Linked DNA regions of Homo sapiens: region 2 is linked to region 1. Evidence: read pairs that join two places in POLR2A ChIA-PET (ENCODE). Cell type or tissue: PC-9. All regions are shown on one strand. Each heading gives the region's core, and the rest is flanking DNA. Links, peaks and the distances in the headings are about the cores only.

The links. Peaks named below come from ENCODE experiments on the same cell type or tissue, not always from the same donor. Only the 100,000 strongest peaks of a DNase experiment are listed, where the experiment ranks them.
Region 2: POLR2A ChIA-PET joins it to region 1 with 12 read pairs; 3 of 35 experiments call an interaction of 5 or more read pairs at or near these places.

What each region holds. Positions count from the first base shown.
Region 1 is chr5:88,658,935-88,663,324 of GRCh38, reverse strand. The region is part of intron 2 of MIR9-2HG (MIR9-2 host gene); the gene reads left to right. Among named protein-coding and RNA genes, the nearest start is that of MIR9-2, 5.8 kb to the left of the region's middle. RefSeq lists silencers at 1,794-1,873, 2,194-2,383 and enhancers at 1,503-2,328, 2,925-3,436, 3,437-3,950. In PC-9, for the core only: no CTCF peak of the experiment used is centred there; DNase peaks (open chromatin) are centred at 2,094 and 2,604; H3K4me3 peaks cover 1,719 bases; H3K27ac peaks cover 332 bases.
Region 2 is chr5:88,247,221-88,251,610 of GRCh38, reverse strand. The region is part of intron 1 of TMEM161B (transmembrane protein 161B); the gene reads left to right. Among named protein-coding and RNA genes, the nearest start is that of TMEM161B, 19 kb to the left of the region's middle. In PC-9, for the core only: no CTCF peak of the experiment used is centred there; no DNase peak of the experiment used is centred there; H3K27ac peaks cover 32 bases.

The DNA.
Region 1 (4,390 bases), core at 246-4,245:
TTGCTTTAAATTATGGCACACTGCTCTTTCAAAGTTTGCCACTGTGATTGACATTGCAAAAGAACATCATTTCCCAAAATATTTAAGAATATTCTGGCACCTCCCTAGGCGGATTCTGGCGTGCCCAGGAATACACTTCCTTTTTATGTTATGCCCCTCCCCCTACTTTCTAACTTTTTCCCCCTCATGATGTGTGTAAATCAGTTATCCTTCGGTTTAACATTCACGAAATCTATTTGACTGTAAACAGTCAGAAAAAGGAAACAAAACAGTTCAAAAAAAGTAAATGGAGTTGGTTGTGTATGTTTTACTAGGATGTCTATTTTAAATGTAATTGACTTTGCAATTTTGTTATTGTGTCACCAAGTGTCTCATAGTTCTTAACATGTAAGTGCAAAACAATGAGTAATTGCTGTTTTGCTGAATAATACATCTGAGTTGCCAACGTCAAAGGTATTATTTTGCGTATTTCTAAACAGGAACGTTAACTGCAGGTTTTGACATCTAGAATCTTTTCATGAAATACTTAGAAATAGGGTGATAAAATGATACCTGTAAAAGTAAATATAAAGATAGAACCCATTTATTTTCTTTACCCTACTTTGTTATACCAGAAAATTAACATTGAAAAGTCACTCACTAATCAAATAATAAAGGATATAGGATAAACATAGTCATACAAAAAATACAAAACAACAACAAAAATGAAAATTGGATAAAGGTTAAAAAAAAGATTCAGGAAGACTTCTTCAGTGTCCTTGCTGAATGTGAATGGGTATTTTCACTAGTATCAATCCCTTAATGAAGTTGCTATTATGCATAATAATGAGACATGCATTATTTACATTCAAAATGGAATATTTTCCAAAGTGACTGTTCTTTAGGTCACCTTGAACAGTAAATTTTCCACCACAAGAGTTCTTTGTGTTTATTTTTAAAATTAAAATAATTTTCTTATTTGGAAAAATATAAAATTCTAATTTGATTTTTGTGTAGCCTGATGAAAATTAAGAAACCATTTAAATTATAAGGAAGCCATATAGATGGATACATATAAATATTTTAAGATATTTTAGCATTTTAGGAATTTTGACTTTTCAAAAATGGAGAGATGAAACCAAAGGCTTTATTTTCCAATGTGGCTAGAAAATGAATGACAGTATGTAACTGTCTATGTATCTATTTTTTTCCTATGAATCTATACATCTGGAAATGTCACTGTGGTTTCAGAAAATTGATACCCTTTCCTCCCTAATGTGCTACAGTTAAGTAAAACACACCATAATATGTTGCATTTAGTGGGAACTGGGGGTGGCAGTGGTGAGATGGGCAACACAGGACAAGGTGTTCTTTAAGACTAAGAACTAATTAGAATCAGTTATTGAGTAAAAAAGATATCTATAATGCTGGGTCGATTGTTTTAACATGACTACTTCGAGATAGTTAAACAGGTCCTACAGCAATTGGGACATGTAAGGCAGTTCTTCAGTGTCTCTGGATTTTAATGGATGGCTTTGTTAACCCTGTTTCTTTGCTCATCGGTTCTTAACACAACTTAAACAACCTAGTACAGAAATCAGCAGAACCCTCTATTCCTGTTTGCTCAGAGAACCCATTTCACCCCTTCTGGGAACTGTTCGACTTATTTGTGGAATTAATTCTAAGATGGTGAATGGAAATGGAAAGTATATAGTTGTGATTGATATTAAGGAATATTTATCTGCCCTCAATCAGGGCTGCGAGAGTTAGTGCACTTCCTTAGAAAGGTGATGACCATGTTTGAGGTGGGAGCGTGTGGCTTTCCGCTTTTCAGCCAACTGCCAGACCACAGGGGGTAGGGCTTTTAAAAAGTGCAGATAATCGACTTTATTCAGGGAAATACGGAGTTTTGAGCCATATTTGTTCAAAAAGCAGCACATCACTGTGCTTGATGGTTTGACTTGGTTTTAGTTGAGCGCGGGCATAGCGCATTCTGGAGATCTAAAATTAGCCAGGCTTAGCAGCCGCCTTGCAAGGTACTTGGCGTGGGCGGTGCAAAGAGGAGACAGCCGACTCTGTGACTGGCTGCAGATGCGGTTAGGCTAGGCAGTGGCAGCAGCGAAGGCGGCTGGCCCGCCGCGGGGCAGGACGACGCCTCCCGGTGACCGCCAACTGCCCGAGTCCTCCTGCAGCTGCTGCGGCTCGCGGCCCTCGCCTGAAAGCGGGCGTCTGATTGGTGTTTCCCGGGAGACGGGCTCCTCTAGCTGATGGAGCTGGTGCGCCGGCGCGCGCGCTCCCGGGTTGGCGCGCGACTGGGAGGCCGGGGGCGCGCTGCGGCCCGGGTAGCAGGCTGGGAGGCCGCCCAAGTTTGCGCTAGCTCAAGTTCCCGTGCCCGCGCTCGGCGCCTTGGAGGCTGCTGGACACCGGCGCCGCGCTGCGGGGCTCGGCAGGGGCGGGTCGTCAGACTGTCCTTTGCCTGGCACGCTGAGCTGCGTCCGCGAAGGCTATTCCGGTTTTTTTTTTTTTTAAAATTATTATTTGCCAGCCTCTCGGCCCCTAATCAGCGACCTCGGTCACTGCCTCTGCGCCACCTCCGGTCTGCGGTTGCTTGGGAATCCCTGAGTTGAGCTTGTGAATGGGGGTGGCGTCGAGGTTTAGTCACGCCTGGACGTCGGTTAGAGGCAGGCATCTCCCAGCGGCCACCCCCTGCCACAGGGCACCTTCCTCAGGCGGCACGCAACTTGTGGTTAAGAAGCTTTCTTTTGCTGACACTCGGTGTCTCTAGTTTTGCCCAGGCTTCTTCCCTGGACGTGATCAATATCATTGATATAGATATTGTGTAACCCCCAAATCCCCCCTCCCCGCCACCACCACACACACACCGTTATTAACTTAGTGAAAAGCTGCTAACGGAAAGGGTCTCCCTGCGGGGAAGCTGGGTGGGGGGCGGGGGCGGGGAAGTTTTGCTCGGTGGCCGGCGTTGGTGAGCGCTTGCCACTCTGGGCCCTTCCCTGGGGCAACTCCCACTTCTACCCCCATTGCCCATAGGAGCTCAGGGCACATCTTACCCCATCATCAGATTTGCTGGAAATATTAATCTCCTTGTTGGGTGGATACAGTAGAACTTGTTCAGAGATTACTTTAAAAAGAGATCTGGGTCTTAAGCACTTACTAAAGCCAGTTAATAACATCATGCATGGACATTTAAACTTGTTGTAAGTTGCAGAGAGGATTAGCGGGAAGTCACGCTGTGCGCAGCTAATGATACCATCTTAACTCTAACTGGGCTAAATCCAACTCGCCCGGCACAGGTCCGGCTCTGCGGCCCTCGGGTGAGGCTAGGAAAGAGCGCCTTGGAAAGAGGTCTTGGAAAGAGGGCCGAAACTGGCGGAGCCGCCCCGATCCTTACTGCGGGTGACGGTCACTGGTCCTGGGAGGCCGCGGGCGGTCCTGCTGTTGCGTAGGCACGAGCCCAGGGACTGAGGCCCAGGCCTCCCGGTGCACACTGACACACCGCCGTCCGCGGGCTGAGCTTCAGTGACACCGAAGGGCACTGGCCAACATGTCAAAACAGTTTTGATTCCATGAACCAAAGGGCGCACAAGGTCTATTGCAAGCTCAGGTGAAGTCGTGGGACTCCAAAGGTAGTGGCTTTCTTGCTGCTGGTCGATTTGCATTACAGAGGCCGTTTACTTTCAATTCCACTTTTACAAAAGTAGTCAAGCTCTGTATTTCACAGGTAAATTTCGAAGGATATTATTAACAACTTCCTGTCATAGGCTTCCTCAACTACTTTCGGTCTGATTACTGTTTTAAAGCAGTTTGCTACCACTTTATGACAGGGCCAATGAGAAATAATCTTCAGAAAATGCTTCGAAAATGCTGCGTTATTAAAACACTTACCTAACAATATTCATTTAATTCTGTCACTAAGTAGCTGTCTGACAGATTTCGTGTTTTCTCTGAGTTTCTTTTAATAGTCACTGGCCCTCGGAAAACAAGTTATCAGGAGAATTTTAACTGCAACCTGGCTCTTGGCTTTTTTAAGTTTTAAATTCAAACTTGACAAGGTTAAGATTTTTTTTATTATATCATTAATAGCTAGTGGGAGATTGGAAAAAACTACAGACGCTAATCACTTTAATAGTTGGTGAAAACCTGTGAAAGGAACCACTTGAGAAAAGAGATGTGCGTAAAGAAAAAAAAAAGATAGACAATAAATACTTTCTCTGAATCAGGCCACAAAAAATGATCTACAGAATATTACCCAGAATGTCTCTTAAATCTTTGTCTTTTAGGGAAAAATGTCTTCCTACACACACAAATGTATACATATGAATGAAATTTACTGGGATGGAAAAATTTCTAACAAGTATGATTTAGAAATATTTTCACCGAATAAGTATCTCAA
Region 2 (4,390 bases), core at 156-4,155, 410 kb after region 1:
ATCTTGCTTCTAACCTCCAGGCTGTTCTAGGTCATTTTTGGGCATTGGCCAGGCTAACCTTGGGAGGCATTTATTTTATAGTTTAACTTTGAAGCTAGGATGATAATAGTTCCTTCCTAAAACTAATCCCCCCTGTTGAAACAATCTGAAACTGCCTTTTAAGACTAGTGAAAGACCGCAAGATTAGAATTGTGGGAGGAGCTTGAGTTCTGTTAAGATGTAGGTGTAGTTTTTATAATCCCTTATTGCTCAGGAGTCATGTGGCCAGAAGTCACAAGATTTGTGACTTCCCCAGTTACTCCTACAGATAACATCACTATTGTAATACCTAAGATTGGTTTTTTTGAGATGTTTTTCAGACTAACCACATGCAGACCCATGATTCATGACTCATCTGGTCCTGTGGCCCAGTTGAGTATATGAGGCAGACTCAGTATATGAGGACCGTTTTCTTTACCCCTATGATTTCATCCCCAACTAAGCAGCAGTCTCCATTCCCTAGCCCCCCTGTCCACCAAATTGTCCACAAAAGCTTTAGCCTCTGAGACTTTGGGCAGTGATCAGTCTCACTCAAATCAGTCGCTTCTCACTCAAATCAGTCTCACTCAGTCAGTTGAGCCATTTCTTCCATGTAGTTGGCCTTGCATTAATTAAACTCTTTATTGCAGTGCCGTGATCTCTGTAAGTTGATTTTGTCTATGCAGCAGTCAGGAAGAGCCCATCAGGCAATTACACATTTAGGGGCTTGTCCAAGATCTGCCCTTCTGGGTGCCTGTCTGCTATCTCTCAGCCTTCCACTGGTACAATGGAACTGGGAGTGAGCTCGGGCGTTTCTTATTTGTCTCGAACTGAGGGCCATCTCTGATACGGTCTCTGCCAATGAGACGCGGTCAACCCATAGTGCTTGGGCCTAATTGCAGTGAAGAAACAGTTACTGGAAGATGTCTTTAAACTAGGCTGGTGAGTGTACAAAGCACTACCAACATCCTCTTCCTTCTCCTGTTCTGGTTGGCGCCTTTTGGGCCAACCTAGCTCTCCTTAGATTGTACAGAGAGTCTTGGTTTAGGGAGATTTCTCTCCACTTAGATGGAGAACAGGGGCTTGTTTGGAAAAACACTTTTCTGGTCAGGATTCTGGTTCTGAGAGGCCTCTTGTCTGTCTTTGTCTGTGTTCTTATATGTATATCACTCTGGCTGGAATGGGAAATATTAATGATAGGCTTTTTATAGTTCTATGAAATGGAAAAAGGATGATTTTTCTTTTGTAACACGTCTTGGCCCCCACAGCTATAGCAGAGCATGCAGGGTCACCAAAGCCACTCAGGAAGAGGGAACCAGAAACCTGGCAAGCTAACAAAAAGGTAAGAATTTCTTACCAGCCAGGCTTCTGGTCTCGGTCTCTCTCTCTCTCTCTCTCTTTCTCTCTCTTTCTCTCTCTCTGTGCAAACTGGCAGAGTGAATGGTAAAAATCACTGTTTGTCTCCTTTGCAAGATTTTGATTAATGGGAAAAAAGATTTATGAGTCTAGTCTTAGGCTGTAATGAATCTGGTGTCTTTCTGTGTTGTTCTATCATGGTGAAAGATACCATAGGATAGAACATAGATATAGGACCCCTGCAAGCCTGCTGGTCCAGCTGGCCCTGCAGATTGGTTAGTTAAAACTTTGTTGTGGGTTCCTGAGGCAAAAATGGGATGAGGTTTCCCTCTTGTCTTCTTCTGTGTCCTTGGAGCTTGACTTTGTGACCACGTGGGGATACTCCCTTGGTCTCTGCCATCTGGAGGTGGGAGTTTTGGGGTTCATGTGAAACAGCTGATCTGAAAGGACTGGAAGTCTGAGAAAGGCCAGCACACTTTCGGCCCCAGTGTATCCAGTCCTTCAGTGAGTTTTGTCTTAAAAGGTCCCATCCCTATGGGCCTTTTATTGTCTTTTGCTATCTTAAGCCCATTCTTTCTGAGAGAATTATTGGGGATAATAATTCTGGGGAGTAGGGATGCTTCCTCTACTCCTTCTCTGGAAATACCTCTTGCTTATATGGTAAAAACCTGGAAAATTACGATCTGAGTTTTAAAAAAAGTTTTTGGGTTGAGTTGCCATTGGAACTACGTGCAAGATTGAAAGAAAAAAAGATTTTAGAAATCTTGTATTCCAAACAATTGAAAAGAGGTTAAATAACAGTGTCATGACTAGCCTTGAGAATCCCCTTGTGCAGTTAGAAATGCTTTGCAAGCTCAAAAATGACTGTGCTAGGCTCCTTCTGGGAAGAGTAATGGTGACTGCCCAGCACTGAAGCTCAGTAGCTAAGGCTTTTACCTTTTGTGATGATGGCCTGGATTCAATACCTGGCTTAGGGACTGAGTCCTTTCTGGTTTGACATTTATGAGACATTTTGCCTCTTATTGACCCTTTTCCCTCCCATGGACAGCTTTCCATTTCCTGCTTTCTTTCTGTGGAGGGCATACAGGGCTTTGAGGCCTTTGTATGTAGATGGTTAGCTGGGAAACTGAGACTCTGGAGAATGTGGCCAGACCTAAATGTGAGTTGTACCCAGTTTGCGTGGCAAAACTTTCCTTTCTTTGTGCTACTTTTGCCATTTGTAAAACCACTTTCCATTTCTTTGGAAATACCTAATGTGTCAGTGGTTAAGTCATAATCTTAGTTAAGGCTTACTGGGGAAAAAAAAGAAGGCTTAAAAGCCAGAGGTGTCATCTGTTTGTCCTGGCTAGAGTGTGGTAAACAGAGATTTAAAAGGATTTCCTTAAAAGAGCTCTATGGTTAAAAGTCAGGTTAATTAAAAGCTGGTAGGTAAGCTATACATATATTTAAAAGGCCTTTATAAGCTTTTTTGTCTTCTTGGATCTTGTTTTTTTGAGGAAAAGTTGTTTTTTTTTTTTTTTTTCTCAGTCGACTGAATTGTTTCTCCATTTGCTTCTGTCTGTCCTCTTACTACCCATGATGCCCACATGAGATAACCTAAGGCAATTTCTAGCAGCCTGGGTCTCCCTGGGAAAAACAGAGGTACCACAATTTTGGAAGAAATCTCTGTTTTCCTCATGGAACCGCAAGAATTGTAAGCAGAGCGATCCCTCTCAGAATCAAAGTTGCTGCTCTGTTTTGTGTAGTGTTATCTGACTTTTTTTACTTTTGGGGACATCAGAAATTACTTGGCATTATGAGAGAACTTTTAGCTTGGTGTGTAATAGCTAGGTAGGCGATATACTTTTAGGGATGGCTAATGGCAGTTACGTAGGGGATATTCAGGTTTTTGCATGTTTAGATAAGAAAAGCATGCTTTTGACCACCTGGAAGGTATGGAAACATCCTACCTCCCGCTGAGAAGTAAGACTCCTGTGGGAAGAATGGGCTGATTGGCTTGGGGCTGGCCACCAGCCTTGGAAAAATGTCCTTGCAGTTAAATTCACTATTTTGTTCTGTAGTGTTTCTGTCTTTTGGGGACCCAGGATTTGGTGTAAAAATGGGATCCTTGATTTTTATCTGGATCTTTCCATGTGAGGCAGATATCACCGATGATTCTCAAAACTTCAGTCCACTGTGTCTTGACTCATGCATTACCTTCCAAAATGCCCTTTTACACCTTTTTGCTCTCAATAATTTCTCATAGAATCCTCTTCCTGTCTTATTACATTGTATTGTAAGCAATTACAGTTGCAGTACCTTTACAATTGTATTGTAATGTGTGCTTTTCCCCCATTGTTAGTGGTCCAGTGCCCCACACATGTAGTTTGTTGTTCAATAAATGTTCATTGAATACACCAAATAGACCGGTGAAAAAAGCATTGAGTTGGAAATTGTCTGGGTGCCAGATACATCAGTAACCGGGTAGTTGAGTGATGTTTGTTGTTTGGACCCTGTTTTCCTTATACATAAATTGTTCAAAGATGGTTTGTTTAAATACATCTAGTGTGAATTCTAAGTTTTATGTGAACTTGGGTTGAAATGGCAGTTTACATCTTCTTTTGGAGTATAAATTATATGAGCATCCCTAAGAAGTCTGTCTCAACATATCTTGCTGTCTCTAAAACATGTAAACAGTCAAGAAACAAATGAATAGGAAGGTCATTGGGATATAATATCCTCTTTTTTATTTTCTCTTTTCTAACATATTTAGGGAGATAACTGAAACCATTTGGGGTGGTCTGAGTCCCAAGTATATATGCAGATATGCCTTTCAGTAGTAAACAATGTATGCTTTGTTTTGATCTGTCAGCAGGAGAGCTAGTTTAATGAAACATAAATGTCAACTCTTGAGGTTGACACAGTACTCAAAGTTTGAATTTATAAATTGCAGCACGTTTGTATTTAAGTTTTTAGAGTTTTATTTTCAGTATTAATAAAGCAAGACAAAATACTGTTATTTGGGTACATTTTATTT